Regions from separate parts of the Homo sapiens genome. Here region 1 is linked to region 2. The links are chromatin loops, found by intact Hi-C in ENCODE. Cell type or tissue: B cell. All regions are shown on one strand.

Region 1 (2,500 bases), 260 kb before region 2:
AAACATTTCCTTTTAAAAGTAGCTGGCCAAGAATCCAGAAAACCTTTTCATTTTAGAGAATCTTCCTCTCTCTTGCTTTTCTGTTCTCTTACCTGATGTCAGTCATTTTGTTTTTCCTGGGCAGTCAGAAATCAGTTTTTACTTTGGAACTAAGACACTCATTTTTGGCTTTAAAAATTGTTAATTATATTGTTCGGTTTTGGGTACTATCTTTGGGTAAGTTGACAATTTCTAGGTTTTTTGTTAATTAAAAATTTTTAGTTTTACTACCTCTGTATCTACTTGCGTAAAAAAGGATAGTATCTAATTATATTTTAACTTACCACTTTTTAAAACTTTTAACTGTTTATATGTGTAAGGATTTAAGTAGAAGTTTTTCGTACTGATTGAAGATTTAAACTGGCTTGTTTGGAAAATCAGCTGTTACCTCTTTCTCCTGATTTCTCAGAAGGTCAAATAAATACTTAGTTTGAGTTTGGTAGAAGTGAACTTTAGTATGAGTGATCCCATTCTGATTTTTTATCTGGTCTGTTGAGGCCTGGTGCAGAAACTTAGTCCAAAACAATGGCCTCTTGTGATTTTTATTTAACAGTATTATCTTCGTGCTTTAAATACCTTTTCCTTAAAATCACAGAGTTTCAGATTTGTCTCAGGTCAGAAATTGTTCATAGAGCAAATTATCTGCATCAAATTACACTGGCTGTTTCTGTCAGGAAAAAGTTGACTTTATTTATTTATTTTTACTGAAAATAAATGTGATTACATGCATGTCTGTGCAACCTCACTTCTGAATGTAAGAGACACAATGTTGGGGAGGGTGGGAGAGAAAATCAGGGTAAAGGCATGGAGCCTTGCTTTGGCTTTCTTCACCTTGCCCTACCTCTCCCGAAATCTCCATTCCCTGGTCCCTCTGCTTGGTGGCCCAGAGGTGTTTACCCCTGGAGCAAGCACACAGGAAGCTTAGGTCCCAGTGGGGCTTTGCCTTCCCTTTCTTTTACAAAATGGTTGCAGGGCCTTTGGTTGCGAGAGAGGATGTGGGAAAGGGAACCACAGGCCGCTGCAGACTTCTCTTCTGTAGAGCAGTGTTATGAGAGGACACGTGGGAGCTGGGGATTTGAACATTGCTTCTGTTTAAGCTATCCATGCCTGTGAACCCTTGGAAGGTCTTTATATCCCCAGAGTTATGAGTACCCCAGTTTGAAGACCACTTCTTTAGACCCCTCCACTTACTCCAGTTGAGTCTGGGATGTGCCCACGCAGATCTGATTGCAGCTCTTAGATTAGGCCTTCATGTTTGTTGAATATTTACAATGTACCAAGTGGCTTACCTTTATAAGTTTGTCTTCCTGAAGACCTTGTTACAGATAACTCAGGTAGCAGAAGACTCAGGAGCCAGACTGGGATACTCCTAATCCCTAAATTAACTTTTGTTCCTGCCACAAAAACTTTCTTAGTTGCATAAGACATGGTCAGCTGAGCTCGTGGATTGAAAGGAGGATCTGAAAGGAAACCTCAGCGTTTGTAGACCATTTCCTGCTTGTGGTTTCCAACTTAATGAGAGAAACAGTGCCTTTTTACAGCCATATCTGTAATAGTGCCTTTTTAGGGCTGTATCTGTGCTACTGAGTCTCCCCTTGACGAAAACTTAGTCAGGCTTCTGTGACCTTGGGCAAGTCCCCCAAGTGTCCAATTTTAGCAAGAATCCTGCTGAATCAGTTTAGCCAGAATCTCCCACCTTAATATCTGATCATCCTCAAAATCTGATCAACATTCTCATCCTCCACCATCCACTACGTAACATCAGATCACCCTGACCTGCCTTCAGCAAGAATCCCATTATGTTTGTTTAACTAGAGAATCCCCTTACCCTTGATGCTTTCTCTTGGCAATTTTCCATCCACCTACTCCTGCACTGTGCTCCCTGTCTATAAATTCCCCCTTTTTCTTGTTGTACTTGGAGTTGAACCTGATCTCGTTCCCCTGATAACAAAAACCTCATTGTAATAGCGCCCGCCATCCTGCCCCGCTTGAATAGTCTTCCTTACCATCTTTAATAAGTGTCATGAATTTTTTTTTCTTTAACACTCTTGTAGGGCTTTAGATAACCTTGGAGGCAATTTCATTTACTTAGATCTGCATATTATTTTGATGTGGTAATTTATAAAACACAGACTTGGTATCTTTGTGTTGCTGTAAAGCAATACCTAAGGCAGGGTAACGTATAAAGAGGTTTATGTGGCTCACGGTGCTGCAGACAATACAAGAAGCATGGCGGCAACATTTGCTTCTGATTAGGGCCTCAAGAAACTTCCACTCATGGTGCAAGGTGAAGGGGAGCCACCATGTAGAGATAACATGGTGAGGAGGAAGCAAGAAAGAGGGAGAAGGTGTCGGGTCCTTTTCTAACAATTAGCTCTCAGGGGAACTCTTGCTGGAATTCTTGTAGTAACTGATAGAATAACTCACTACTGTGAGGATGACACCAAGCCATTTGTGAGGG
Region 2 (2,500 bases):
CTAATAAATCTCTCCACTCATAAATCTATCTATGTATCTATGTATCTATCTATGTATCTATCTATCTATCTATCTATCTATCTATCTATCTATCTATCCATCCTATTGATCCTGTCTCTCTGGAGATCCCTGACTAATGTAGTCCTCGGCCTCACACCACTTCAGTTGGGAGTGGTTCTTGAAGTAATCTAGGCTTTAAAATTTTCTCTGTCCTAGGGAGATATGACAATGCTTTTACTGGGATTCTCTTATAATTTAATTTAAATTCACTCACCTCAAAGCTTTCTCCAGGACTGCCATTTATTTCCTATGATCTCTGCCTCAAATAGCCATAAGCCTGGTAACCAACTAAAAAAAGCCAGCTGTGGATGCCCCAGAGTTGCTTGAGCCAGTTTCTTCAGATTCTCTCTCCTTGTTCCCAGCATGCTCTGACTGACTGGCCTCAAGTGCTGTCTTTATAGCTGTAACATCAACTTCAGGGCTGCCACTGGCCCTTTGAATTGAATGTTCATAATTACTTTTCGTGGCTTCTTACTCTTGGCTTACCCTAAGTGATATTTACCTTGTTTTTACTTTTTACCATTCACATTATGAGTTGGCTTGAGCAAAGCTTCTCCCTCAATGTCCTGGTTATGGAAGAGACACAACAGCCATTCTGGGAAGCTGGGGATAGTAGCTGAAAGTATGGGGAATGTTTGCTATTTTGTCACAGTCTCACTTTTTCCTTTGAGAGAAGAAGACACAGCTTTCATCAGAAGGGGGGCAGTGAAATATTTTAGATAGGGGAGTGAGCTGATAAAATCTGGGTCTAAAAATATGACTTTGGGGGCCATGTGAAGGATGGAATTGAGGAGGAGGTATTTAAGAGAGTAATAACAATTAGGTGGTCTGGATGCAAGATGATAAAAGCCTAAGTTAAGGCACTTAGCAGTGATGACAGAGAGAATAGGAGAAATTTAAAGGGCCATTTAGAAGGTGTCAGTGAAAGGACATAGAGATTAGATGTATTGTGAAAGGAAAGGCAAAGGATCTAGAATGACCCCCAGTTTATGGTATGAGAAACCACTGTGAGCTGGTCCATTCCCTAAAATAGCAAGAGAGATAAACTAGAGTAAAATTTAGGAGGAGACAGTAGATTCAGCTTGTGATTGCCCAGTTCTAGAGCCTCTGGTCAGGCACGGTGGCTCACATCTGTAATCCCAGAACTTCTGGGAGGCTGAGGCGGTGGATCACTTGAGCTCAGGAGTTCAAAACCAGCCTGGGCAACATGGTAAAACCCCATCTTTACAAAAATGCAAAAATTAGCCAGGTGTGGTGGTGCGTGCCGTAGTCCCAGCTACTCTGTAGGCTAAGGTGGGAGGATCGCTTGAGCCCAAAAGGCTGCATTGCAGTGAGCGGAGATGGCATTACTGCACTGTAGCCTGAGCAGCAGAGTGAGACCTTGTCTCAAAAAAAAAAAAAAGAAAAAAAAGAGCCTCTGAGCCATCTGGGTGGATATGCCTGGTAGGCACTTGAAAATACAAATCAGCAGGGAAATGAAAGTAGAAATCACCAGCAGATGGGTAGTAGTTGAAGCCAGGGAAATGAACAAGATCACTGAGGGAGAACAGAGAGGCTGAGAAGAGATGAGTTCTTGCACAAGGATAGAATCACAGAAAACATCAAATCATGAGGCAGAAGAAGAGACTCAGGGGTGGGGAGGAAGAAAGGAAAATGGTAAGAGAGGATGGAAATGCTATGAAGGGAAACAAGAGAACTGTTAGGATCTATTTTCCTTTTAGGAAAATAATTTAAGCAGCTGTGGCAGACATAATGTTGTGTTTAATAGTCTGTTTTTGTTTTTTCTTCTCTCCTGGACACCAGGAGGACATTTTCCAGTCTTCCACTGCATCTAGATGGGGCCATGGGACTAAGCACTGGGCAACAGAAAGGAGGTAGAGGTGGAAGTAATGTTGTCTACTTCCAAGCAAGCCCCTACAGCATTGTGGGTGATGTGTGTACATGTTCTCTCCTTCCCACCATGTGACTGTATGGAGCCATACGGAGTCTCACTCTTGTCACCCAGGATGGAGTACAGTGGCGTGATCTCAGCTCACTTCAACCTCCATCTCCTGGGTTCAAGCAATTCTCCTGCCTCAGCCTCCCGAGTAGCTAGGACTACAGGCGCCTGCCACCACTCCTAGAGACAGGGTTTCACCATATTGGCCAGGCTGTTCTCGAACTCCTAACCTCATGATCTGCCCGCCTCGGCCTCCCAAAGTGCTGGGATTACAGGCGTGAGCCACCGCGCCCGGCCAGGAGAACTTTCTGACTGGTAATATCCACATCAGACTTTACTTGAGGGAGAAGTAGGCCTGTATTGTGTTAATCTACTGAGATGTTAAGATTATTTATTATAGAAATTAACACATTTTGATTGATATAACATTGAAAAAATATTTTTAAATGGGGATTTTAAGTTGTTCTTTTGGCATTGTGGACACACTTTAAAAATGCAGCC

Evidence for each region. A loop is a pair of places that touch in the nucleus more often than their neighbours do. Peaks named below come from ENCODE experiments on the same cell type or tissue, not always from the same donor. Only the 100,000 strongest peaks of a DNase experiment are listed, where the experiment ranks them.
Region 1: a loop joins it to region 2, with 2.9 times the contacts of the local background. A loop is called at or near these places in 1 of 110 quality-filtered maps.

The regions. Positions count from the first base shown.
Region 1 is chr1:185,337,865-185,340,364 of GRCh38, forward strand. All of the region lies in intron 1 of CBSLR (CBS mRNA stabilizing lncRNA), which reads left to right. Among named protein-coding and RNA genes, the nearest start is that of CBSLR, 22 kb to the left of the region's middle. In B cell, no CTCF peak of the experiment used is centred here; DNase peaks (open chromatin) are centred at 1,067 and 1,517; H3K4me3 peaks cover 1,171 bases; H3K27ac peaks cover 1,453 bases.
Region 2 is chr1:185,601,887-185,604,386 of GRCh38, forward strand. All of the region lies in intron 2 of LINC01350 (long intergenic non-protein coding RNA 1350), which reads right to left. All of the region lies in intron 1 of LOC107985239 (a long non-coding RNA gene), which reads left to right. Among named protein-coding and RNA genes, the nearest start is that of LINC01350, 25 kb to the right of the region's middle. In B cell, no CTCF peak of the experiment used is centred here; a DNase peak (open chromatin) is centred at 1,485; H3K4me3 peaks cover 1,146 bases; H3K27ac peaks cover 347 bases.